2 separate regions of the Mus musculus genome follow, and region 2 is linked to region 1. A link is a contact called in ENCODE Hi-C or POLR2A ChIA-PET data. All regions are on one chromosome and are shown on one strand. Each heading gives the region's core, a stretch centred on a gene start or an enhancer-like site at or near the end of the contact. The rest is flanking DNA. Distances are from core to core; before and after follow the strand shown. Region 1 holds the start of Ttc14 (tetratricopeptide repeat domain 14). Region 2 holds the start of Zfp639 (zinc finger protein 639).

Region 1 (5,933 bases), core at 1,212-3,711:
AATTCTATTCCATTGGTCTACTTTTCTGTCACTATACCAGTACCATGCAGTTTTTATCACAATTGCTCTGTAGTAAAGCTTTAGGTCAGGCATGGTGATTCCACCAGAGGTTCTTTTATCCTTGAGAAGAGTTTTTGCTATCCTAGGTTTTTTGTTATAATGGAGTACTACTCGGCTATTAAAAAGAATGAATTTATGAAATTCCTAGGCAAATGGTTGGACCTCGAGGGCATCATCCTGAGTGAGGTAACCCAATCACAAAAGAACTCACATGATATGTACTCAAAGATAAGTGGATATTAGCCCAGAAACTTAGAATACCCAAGATATAAGATACAATTTGCTAAACACATGAAACTCAAGAAGAACGAAGACCAAAGTGTGGATACTTTGCCCCTTCTTAAAATTGGGAACAAAACACCCATGGAAGGAGTTACAGAGACAAAGTTTGGAGCTGAGAAGAAAGGATGGACCATCTAGAGACTGCCCTATTCGGGGATCCATCCCATAATCAGCCTCCAAATGCTGACACCATTGCATACACTAGCAAGATTTTGCTAAAAGGACCCTGATATAGCTGTCTCTTGTGAGACTATGCTGGGGCCTAGCAAACACAGAAGGGATGATCTCAGTCAGCTATTGGATGGATCACAGGGCCCCCAATGGAGGAGCTAGAGAAAGTAGCCAAGGAGCTAAAGGGATCTGCAACCCTATAGGTGGAACAACAATATGAACTAACCAGTACCCCGGAGCTCTTGACTCTAGCTGCATATGTATCAAAAGATGGCCTAGTTGGCCATCACTGGAAAGAGAGGCCCATTGGACTTGCAAACTTTATATGCCCCAGTACAAGGGAACGCCAGAGCCAAAAAGGGGGAGTGGGGGGGAGGGGAGTGGGGGGGGAGGGTATGAGGGACTTTTGGGATAGCATTGGAAATGTAAATGAGGAAAATACCTAATTTAGAAAAAAAAAAGATCTGAGGCCACACCTTAGGTAGCCACATTAACCTTCAGTGTTATAGCTTTATGCCTTTATTCTTATCTGTCTTCCACAAACAAACAGAGTCACTCCGAGCCAGGGCGTATTTTCATCTTTAGAGTCTAGTGTTTGTTACAGGATATACATATGTGTTTACTATTTTTTGTTTGTTTTTTGGTTTTTGTTTGTTTGTTTGGTTGGTTGGTTGGTTTTTCGAGACAGGGTTTCTCCGTGTAGCCCTGGCTATCCTGGAACTCACTCTGTAGACCAGGCTGGCCTGGAACTCAGAAATCCACCTGCCTCTGCCTCCCAAGTGCTGGGATTAAAGGCGTGCACCACCACGCCCGGCTTATGTGTTTACTTTTAAGATGAAATTTGAAATCACAGTAAAAGTAGGGTTAGAAACCAAGCAGTGAAAATCTGTTTGGAATATTCTGCTTTCTTCATTTCCTTCACCATTTTCGTACCCTGTACCACCCCCTCCCAACAGTTCATTAAACTATTCATATTTCTTTAAAGTTTCTTGGAGAGTTTTTAAGTTAAAAAAAATGTAGGTGGGGTTGTAGCTCAGTGGTAGAGAGAATCCTTGGCTAGCATGCTGAAAACCCAAGCACTAACCAACTCCCTCACTTTCCATTGTACCCCCTCTGGTCTGGTCAACTATCCAGTGTCCTGTCCCTTTCAAAAATCACGTATTTGTCACGAAAGAAAATGAATTCGAAACCCCTGTAACTGGAAAACAAACAAACAAACAAAACAAACAAAAAAACAAACAAAAAACAAACAAACAAACAAAAGCCCTGATGGTATGGGTGTGGTGCCCAGGTGTAGAACAAAGTTGTGTGGGGTTATGGGTTACACTCGGTGTAGAGCTAGCACTGAAGTGTAGCCAGCAAACGCTGGCCAGTTTTAAGTAAGCCACCTAAAGCACTCGGTACCAGTGTGTACCAGGCAGCCCACAGATATCACCCTAGTAGTAGGCAGCTTATCCTAAAACTCCTACAAAGCCACGCCAGAACAGAGCATGCGCGCTGCGCTTTAAAGCTCTCCGGGCTGGTGACAGCCACATCCCTCTAAAAGGCAGCGAGAAACAAGGTGGACACGCCTCCAGCCGCCGCCAAGTCAACTGTAGGTCCTTGTCTGTCTGCCCCACGTCGGTCTAGCAGGCAGCTTTCCTGCGACCGCCACCTTGAGGCAATCCTGAGGGGACGCGGGCGCCGCCCCGGGCAGACAGGACTGAGGAAACTTCCTCCGCGGCCGCCCAGCCACCCTTGCACCGCTGAACTCGGCAGCACCCGGTGAAAAAGAGACCGGAGCTCTGGCCTTGGCGACCTAGGAACCACACAGCCCGACGTACGTGCTAAGCTCAGGCGTCCCCACACGTCACACCTCCAGCCTTACTCCGCCCTCGGCGCCAGACCCGCTTCGCGCTTCCTGCGGGTTCCCGTAGTCCCGCCAGGTCTCGCGAGACTGAGGCAGCTCGCCGCCGCGAGCGCTTCCGGGAGGTTAGCGCGTCCGGGCAGCTTCCCTCGGCTTGCGGGAGCGCGGGCTCGGACGCCGGAGCCTGGCGGGCTCGCCATGGACCGCGACTTGCTGCGGCAGTCGCTGGGCTGCCACGGCCCGGCCCTGCTGTCGCTGCTGCGGAGTGAACAGCAGGACAACCCGCACTTCCGGAGCCTGCTGGGCACGGCGGCCGAGCCAGCCCGCGGCGCGGCGCCTCCTCCGGGAGCCGGCAGGTATCGGGGCCGTGACCCGGGCCGGGGCGCGGGGCGGACAGGAGGGACCGAGCCCCGGGGTGTGTGACCAGGCACTGGCTCCGGGCTGAATGGCCGGGATGCGCCTTCCGAGCCGCCGCCAAAGCTTCCCTGCTCCCGTTTCCAGAGAGAACGGGCTTAAAACTTCTTCCGGAACTCAGTGGGTAAAGTCACTTTCCATCGAGCGGCCTGACCTGACCGATTCCCAGGCTTCGCAAGGGTAGGCGAGAACCAATCCCAGCCTTGTCCTATGATCCCCCAGTTGCACACGGTGGCACATGGACGCCACATCACAGCACTAAATAAATGCATACTGAAAAGCTAAAATAAATAAAACTTCCCCTGGAGACACTAAGCAGGGTTGGGTGATGAAAACTGCCGTACACGAGTTTGGATGTATGAGAGCGTGGATCAGTGAAAAAAAAAAAAAAAAATATATATATATATATATATATATATATATATATATATGTACATGTATATAGTCACCTTTCTTTTAAGGAAAGAGAAGAGAGTTGACAACATTGAAATACAAAAATTCATCTCTAAAAAAGCGGATCTGCTTTTTGCACTGTCTTGGAAATCAGACGCATCTCCACCCTCTGAAGTGCATGACGACAATGACAGTAAGTTTAGTCTGAGAAGCTTTTCAAGATTTACTGGTTAGTTTAAAGCATTTTATCAAAGGAGAAGGAAGTCAGAATGATCGTGGTGATTTGGTTTTATTTTATTCCAGATCTTTATGCGGTCATGCCACCCTTAGAGCAGTTCATGGAGATGCCAAGCATGGACCGGAGAGAGCTCTTCTTCCGAGATATTGAACGTGGTGATATAGTGATTGGAAGAATTAGCTCTATTCGGGAGTTTGGTTTTTTCATGGTGTTGATCTGTTTAGGAAGTGGCATCGTGAGAGATATTTCGCACTTAGAAATCACAGTAAGTCACTCTACACTCATCCCATGCAAAAATTATGTGCTTATCCAAGTCTGTTTACATTTACCTGGTAGGATATTGGGGGGGGAGGGTTAAAGATAAGCTGAAAAAAAAAAAAAAAAACAGTAGTTGTTCTTACCAAAAGCCTTAGAGAGCTGGACATTGACAGTACATGCCTTTAACCCTAGTTCTCAGGAGGCAGAGGTGGGCTGAACAGAGGTGGGTTCAAGGCCAGCCTGATCTCTATAGTGAATCCCTATCAAAAAAAAACAAGTACTAGAGTGTTACGTTTCCTCCATTGTGGGTGTTTCAAGGTTTGGAGAACTCTGTTTGCAGGTCAGTCTCCTTTTTGACATCATAGAGATTAGTGGTTGTGATGATGTTCATTGGTATTCTGAACAGATATCTTGTGGTTAAACATATGCTTAATAATTGCACATTAGATGTTCGTATGTAAGTAATCTAGCAAGTCCTTCCTATCATATTAAACATATAACATTCTCTCTCTCTCTCTCGCTGTAATAACGTGCTTGCCTCCGTTTGGAGTGCTTCACCCCAACACTGTTCATGTCGGCTCTCTGTCTCACCATGTGAAGAGAAGACATATACAACAGGAGGGTGCACACCTCATTTAAAATGCTAATAGCTTTTGTGTCTTGGTTTTTGGGTTTTTTTTGTTGTTGTTGTTGTTGGTTTGGTTTTGGTTTTTTGGGGTTTTGTTTGTTTGTTTGGTTTTGGTTTTTTGAGACAGGGTTTCTCTGTGTAGCCCTGGCTGTCCTGGAACTCAGAAATCCGCCTGCCTCTGCCTCCCGAGTGCTGGGATTAAAGGAGTGTGCCACCACTGTATCTTGGTTCTTAAAGCTAAAAAACAAGTTTTATTGTGGTTGGACACAAAATGTAACAAAAAAAAATTCTTAAATTTAAGTCACTGACATGTCTGTTAACAGTTGTTTAAAGCCATCAAAAAGAATGAAAGTATGCTGGATGGCCTGAAAGACCCTGTCTCTGATGAAATAAGGCAAACACAGAAAGACAGATATCACATGTTCACATTGTGAATACTGAAAAAGACAGTAGACTAGAGTGGCCAGAGTCAGAAAAGGGGGAGAGGACTGAAGGAAAGTAGGTAACTGCAGCTGGATTAGGATGAGGTGTTCTGGAGCACAGGAGGGTGGCTAGTCTATGACCAGAAAAGAATCTGAAGACTAAACCCAAAGAAATGGTATCTGTCTATTACTAATTATACCAATAGGATAATGGTATATGTGTATTGATTTGCTACCCTGTAAACACTATATAATTGTACCCTGTAAATATGTATAATTATGGATTCTTAAAAAGGAAATAGTGTTAGACTTAGACTTATCATTGTTAATGTGCAGTATTACCATTCATAATGAATAACTAAGATACGAGATACTGTTCTTGCCAGAGTCAAATGTGTGGTGTTTTCAAATACTTCTCCTTGCAGGCTCTTTGTCCCTTAAGAGATGTGCCTTCTCACAGTAACCATGGAGATCCTTTATCATATTATCAAACTGGTGACATAATTCGAGGTGATCAACTTCAACATACTAATTAAAATTTTCAAATTAATGTTGAAAATGTAGTTTAATAGAGGTAGGGTTTGAAAAGTTTATTTTTGTTTTCACTTTTTTATTGTTTGTTCCTTTTTTCTTCTTCAAAGCTGGAATCAAGGATATTGACAGATACCATGAAAAGCTTGCAGTATCTCTGTATAGCTCATCTCTTCCTCCACACATGGCTGGCATTAAACTAGGTGTGATCACTTCTGAAGAGCTTCCTTTGTACTACAGGTATTTATCTTTTATCTATTTCTAACAAATTACAACTGGAATTGCATTTTATAGCCTGTAAATTACTTTAAGCTTGGTAGACAGTTATAGCATAATAGTGCCTGTCTTTTGTGTACAAAAGTGGCATTAGTGTTTAACCCTCCTAGAGTCACATTTCTAGTAAAGTCGGGTGTGCTCCTTACTGTTTGTGTTTCTGATTTTTTTCTTTTTCTTTTTTTTTTCCTTTTTTTTTTTATTTTACAAAGGAGGAGTGTTGAACTAAATAGTAATTCTTTGGAGTCCTATGAAAATATCATGCAGAGTTCTCTGGGATTTGTTAATCCAGGAGTAGTTGAATTCCTTCTAGAGAAACTAGGAATAGATGAATCTCATCCACCGTCTTTAATGAGAGGCCTACAAAGGTAAAAGTAGATCTGCATTCTCTTAGCTGATAAAGGTGGTGAGGGGTGT
Region 2 (5,933 bases), core at 1,809-4,308, 1.3 Mb before region 1:
GGAGGCCTACATACCAGAAGAAGGAAGTCACCTTCTTCTTTACCTGCTTGCATTCACTTTGCCAGCACATCCATTGGAGCCTACTTCTTCAGAATTACAGTTTCTACAAAGGCCAGCTGAAACACCCAGACTCATGAGGCTGAGCCACTACTAGGTTCTAGAACTTCCCATTCATAGCTGGCCATTGTTGGAGTGCAGCCTGCACACACACACACAGTGTGTGTGTGTGTGTATTCATATTCCACAAATTCCGTTATTCTAGAGAACACTAATACAACCTCTGCCTCTTAAGTGCTGGGAGTACAGTAATTTACCACTATGCCTGGCTTGGCAAGGTCTTTGAAAAAGGTGCAAATAACTTAAACGTCACTATTTAACTTTTATATGACCACTCGCAGTAACTGTAAGGTACCATTAACATTTTAATTGCATCAGGAATGTTTATATTCCGAAAAAATATATAACTGGAAAAAACCTGCCACTTAACATAATGATAATCTGATTTTGAGAAAAATCTATGTGCATGCAAGTATAAAAGTCACGGAAAGACAGATCCAAGGAATCAGTTCAGGGCTGTGGGAGTTGGTGGTTTTCTTTCTTCATTCTTGTCTTAGTCAGGGTTTCTATTCCTGCACAAACATCATGACCAAGAAGCAAATTGGGGAGGAAAGGGTTTATTTGGCTTACACTTCCATGTAGCTGTTCATCACCAAAGGAAGTCAGGACTGGAACTCAAGCAGGTCAGGAAGCAGGAGCTGATGCATAGGCCATGGAGGGATGTTCCTTACTGGCTTGCCTCCCCTGGCTTGCTTAGCCTGCTCTCTTAAGAACCAAGACTACCAGCCCAGAGATGGTCCCACCCACAAGGGGCCTTTCCCCCTTGATCACTAATTGAGAAAATGCCTTACAGTTGGATCTCATGGAGGCATTTCCTCAACTGAAGCTCCTTTCTCTGTGATAACTCCAGCTGTGTCAAGTGGACACAAAACTAGCCAGTACAATTCTGTTCTACTATCTATTGTATAACACACATTTCTGTGATCAGGAAAAATTTAAGCTATGACACACCTGTATCAAAAACTTGGGAGGATGGTGGTTAAATATTCCTGTAAAATGTTATCCTAGGGCTTTCAAGATTTTACATAGCTGCACATCTTGCCAGGGAGGGGGAAAGGGGAGCCCTGAAAACAATGATGCATGCTGTCTAAATACCATGACATAGTCTCTCCCCCCTCCCCTTCTAGTGACGCAGGCAAGAGGAGAATTAAGTCAAACTCAAGGGCAAGCCTGAGAAACCCTATAACTGACAGTGATCGCATGGCTCCCCCTTGTGTCCTCTACTAGATTCACAGCGAGAAACCCGTAGCCGCCGGCAGCATCTTTATAAATTCAACAGTCTTCAATCAATCAGGCCCCAATTCCCTATTTTGTACCCGATGCTAAGTATACTAGGAATAAAGAAGGTCTGCGAACCCTCTCTTACTCCTTTTGGGTTACACTGGTGTGCCTGAATATTCATGTCTAAGAGGAGAATGCCTACAGATTATGAGGTCACCAAACTGAATCTCACAAAAAGGCGCTGTCTCTCCAAAGCGCACAGCTGGACTTCCCCAGGCGTGGTGATGGGGTTGGGGGAGGGTGTCAGTGACAACCGGCTGAATACCAGGTGATTGACAGCAAGAACAGGGCGCTGGGCTGGTGAGACACACGAACCGTGGCTGGGACTTTGCAAGTGACTTTGGATATAAGTTACCCCACTCGATTTAGCTATTCACGTACAATTAGTTGAACCTTAAGGGCTTTAGTTACAAAACCGAGAAACACTCACAAATTGTACTGAAACCTCTTTAACTCTCACCCAGATTAGGGGGTTGGGGTGGGGCAGCTCAGTGGATGAGAGCTAGGATTATATTTAAAAATGTTTTAAAATATATATATTTTATTTTTATCTGTATGAGTGTTTTGCCTGAATGTATGTCTGTGCACCACTTGTGTTCCTGGCGCCCATGGAAGCCAGAAGGCTTCAGGCGACCTAGAACTGGATTTACACGTGAGCTCAGACGTGAACCTCATTGTGGGTGTTGGGAATAAAACCTGAATCCCCTAGTGGAAGAGCCAGTTTTCTTAACAGCTGAGCCATCTCTCCAGCCCCTGGACTCCATTCTTAACACTGAAGGAGGAGCGAGAAAGAAAACACACAGCCGCACTCTGGACTGTTGCTTGTAACGCTGAGGGCTCACACCTCAGCACTCACCCTGCCAAGCACAGACAACCACCGAAATCTACTGTCAGCCCGAGGGATAATTCAAAAACAATGTTCACAGTTATTTATGCTCATCTAATTTAATCCTTTGCTTATTGACGGTCAAGGTACGAAAAGGATTTAAATGACAGAATGCAATCCTTTGTGATAACCTCGGTTCACTCCATCAGGTCTTCTTTTTAGGATTTATTTATTTTTGTATTTAGGTGGGGGGATGGGGAGGTGTGTATGCCTGCGGAGGCTTCACATCCCTTGCTGTTGAGTTACAGTAAAGGCGTTTGTGAACTATCATGTGCATGCTTTCTCTAGAAGAGAAATAAAACTCTCTTAACTGGGGGGAGCCATTTTTTCAGCTCTCCCTTCTCTAACTCCACCTCCAATCTCCCAAGACTTCAAGAACCCAGGGTGTGGTCTGAGGACCCATCTCGAGTCACATCGCGTTTTTTCTCGGCCCTGGACTTATCTAGCCCGGATGTTGGGATTTGAGGACAACCACCATGCGTGAAACACTAATGATCCTGAAGACCCTGAGGATCGATCACTGCGGCCTTCCAGGAAACCGATGAGTGGGACAGCGCTGACCTCAGGGGGGAAGGTGGCACGGCCCGGATGTGCCCGTAGGGGACGCTAGACAGCACTGCTAGTCTCTCCTTGTCCTGCTGTTAGGCCCCGCCCTTAGCATGAAGCCACGCCCCCTCCATGCTCAGGCCACGCCCTCATCCTTAGGGTTCCCGCCCCCCGTCCCCCATCTTTACTCTCGCGGCCCGCTGTGGCGCATGCGCGGGGTGACGGGGTGAGTGCTGCTGGGCCTGGCGGGCAGGGAAGGGCAGGGCCGGGGAGGGCGCGGGCGGCTGGGCAGGGCGCGGGCGGTGGCCCGGCAGCCCCCTCCGTCCCATCATCCGGGCGTGTCTCGCCGGAGCTGCGCTGCTACGTGAGGTGAGGGCCGGCCTCCGGGGCCTGCGTGCCAAGCGAGGGCCGCGGGGCGAGCGGGGCCTGCCCGGCCCGGTGCGTGTCGGCCGCTCGGGTGGACTCGGCGGCGGGGGGGCCTATGCCGGCCTGCAGGAGGCTGCTCCCGCGGGAGACGCTGGAGTCCAGCGGGGACCCGGCCCTGAGTCCTCACGGACAGAGGCTCCCAGGAGAGGCCAATCAGACCAGCGCTCTTCGAATTCCTGTAATCTGTGACAGGGACTTGTGTAGCCTAGGCTAGCCGGAAAGGCGTGTGCCACCACGCCGGGCTTCAATTAGAACGGGAAAATTCTCTTTCTGTTTGAAAATGTACGTGCTTATTGCGTGTATGCATGCGCACGTGTGCCATGGCGCAAGTGTAGAGGTCAGAGGACAACTTTCCAAGAGGCTGTTCTTCCCACCTTGCGGGTTCCAGGGAAGACACCCAGGTCGTCTGGCTTAGCTGTAAGCGCCTTCTGAGCCCTGGAAATATTTTTTGTTTGTTTGTTTTAATGGAGGTGAAAAAATAAAGTGTTATAAACGTCTTCAAAACGCAACGACCCAGTCTCAAAAAATTCGGTGCTGGGTGCTGGAGAGAACACCCAGTTGGAGTAGGTTCATGATTGCCTCCAGATCAGACACCATCTCGGACTACACATGCGCGCGAAAACAGCCTTTTAAAAATATGTCTTGGTGCGGGGCAGTGGTGGCGCACACCTTTAAACCCAGCACTTGGGAGGCAGAGGCAGACGGATTTCTGAGTTCAAGGCCAGCCTGATCTACAGAGTGAGTTCCAGGACAGCTGGGCTACACAGAGAAACTCTGTCTCGAAAAAAACAAACAAAAAAAGTGTCTAGGCATTGTGTGAAGACATCCGAGGTTTCATGAGAAACCTTTGAAAAGGTTTGTCTATGGGAAGCACTATTAAGTGTTGTGAAGGTTCCAGGTGCCAAGATGCCTCTGTGTGGGTGATGTGTTTGTTTTGTTTTTAGGACACAAGAGACTTTATGTGTAATCTTGCCTCAGCCTCCTGAGTGCTGGGATGTCAGCTGTGAGCCACTGAGCTCTGCTGTTGATGTGGAAGAGGGCAGTTGGGCCTTTTTAAAATGGGATTTTTTTTTCTGTCTTCAATGTTATCTCAAAAAGTGGAGAGCAAGCCAGTAGTGTTGTATGCCTTTAACAACAAATTGCCTAACCCCAAACATAAATATAAATTCAGAATTAGCACATCCCGTCTATTAATTTTTTTTTCAAACACTATGTACTTCTGGCTGGCCAGGAACTCACTGTGTAGACCAGACTGGTCAAGAACTCAGAGACATCCTCCGTCTCTACCGCCTGAGGGCTGGGGATAAAGGTGTAGGTCTCAATACTCAGTTTCTCCAGACAGGGTTTCTCTGTGTAGCCCTGGCTGTCCTGGAACTTGCTTTGTAGACCAGGCTGGCCTCAAACTCGGAGATCTGCCTGCCCCTGCCTCCCAAGTGCTGGCACTGAAGACATGTGCCACCACTTTAGGCTTAAATTTTTTTTAAATGATAAATTATAAACTATGGATATATCACCACGATATTATCTTTTTTTTTTCCTGAGTGAATGGATTTTAGGTGATTAAATTTCAAATGTCCTGGTTTTCTACAGTGACACCTGTGTATAATTGGGGAAGGATACGTTTCAGATAGTTAACAGTCTTTTTAAAAGGATAACTAGTGAGCATGAGTTTTTATGGTTCACATTTCATTAAGAAGTCAAATTTCTCAAGCTGACAAGATGGCCAGCTCATTTCCCAGTGAGTAAGGTCCCTGCTGCCTGAGGACCTGAGTCCAGTCCTCAGGACTCGCGACATTCCTGTGTCCTGTGGACACTCCCGATGTCTTTATGAAGGCACTTGTGCATACACAAATCCAATTCTATTTGCCTGGGTGAAGGCTGGTTGACAGCTCTTGGTTGTGAGTGGTCTTAAGGAACCTTTGGTGATGTCCAATCCTGAGGAGTCACACTCTCCTCCACCTTCCTCACGTGACAAGACAAATCCAAATGGCAATGTTAAGGACTTGTAATCCCGTGCTTGGTTTCCTTTTCTTACTTTTTTGTTCACGTTCTGAACAACCTGAGATATTCTCTTGACAGTTGTGTTCTACCTATTAGAATATGATAGAATATGGACTATAAGAAACTGTGTCTCCAAAGAAAGCTGATTATGGCGTTGGGTGAGGCATTTTGTCTGTTTATCTAACATTTCTGTAAGAGTATGGCTGTCAGTTTTTCAGATTATCACCTCCCCTCCTGCTTGTGCTTAAGAACTTGAAGCAAGATGAGCTTGCTGCTGGCAGCATGGAAGGAGGGTTCACACATGCACAGTTAGTTACCTGATGTCAGAGCTCCGAAGACAAGTGTGCCATCTATGTCGTAATGGACTTTAGTGGCGTTGGTTTCTTCCTTGCTTAGAATGAGGTGAGTTTGATAAGGGAGCCCTTTTGTGTTCCTCCAGGGATTGTTGGGAAGGTGGCATAAGCAATAAGAATGCACTTAATAAATGTGTGATCACATGACATAGAAGTAGCAAGTGCCCTTTGGGGAGGTTTCCACCAGAAACAAAAGATTCATCTTATATTTGCCTGGGGTACCCCAAAACTCAGGAGGCTAGGACAGTATCACAATAGGGTTCAGGGCTAGACTGGACTATGTAAGTAGACCCTGTGTCAAGAAACTAAAAAGGAAGGATTGA

Evidence for each region. A loop is a pair of places that touch in the nucleus more often than their neighbours do. ChIA-PET counts read pairs that join two places held with the same protein, here RNA polymerase II (POLR2A).
Region 2: a map of T-helper 1 cell shows a loop between it and region 1 (4-fold over the local background). The contact joins the promoter of Zfp639 here to the promoter of Ttc14 in region 1. A Hi-C loop is called at or near these places in 1 of 37 maps with a recorded cell type or tissue (T-helper 1 cell). POLR2A ChIA-PET finds 5 or more read pairs at or near these places in 1 of 5 experiments (embryonic stem cell).

What each region holds. Positions count from the first base shown.
Region 1 is chr3:33,797,722-33,803,654 of GRCm38, forward strand. It overlaps Ttc14 (tetratricopeptide repeat domain 14), which reads left to right and starts at 2,462. Exons shown (of 12, transcript NM_027619.4): 1 at 2,462-2,715; 2 at 3,235-3,359; 3 at 3,470-3,669; 4 at 5,138-5,222; 5 at 5,354-5,483; 6 at 5,729-5,884. The coding sequence starts at 2,558.
Region 2 is chr3:32,507,534-32,513,466 of GRCm38, forward strand. It overlaps Zfp639 (zinc finger protein 639), which reads left to right and starts at 3,059. Exons shown (of 7, transcript NM_144519.4): 1 at 3,059-3,199; 2 at 5,468-5,659.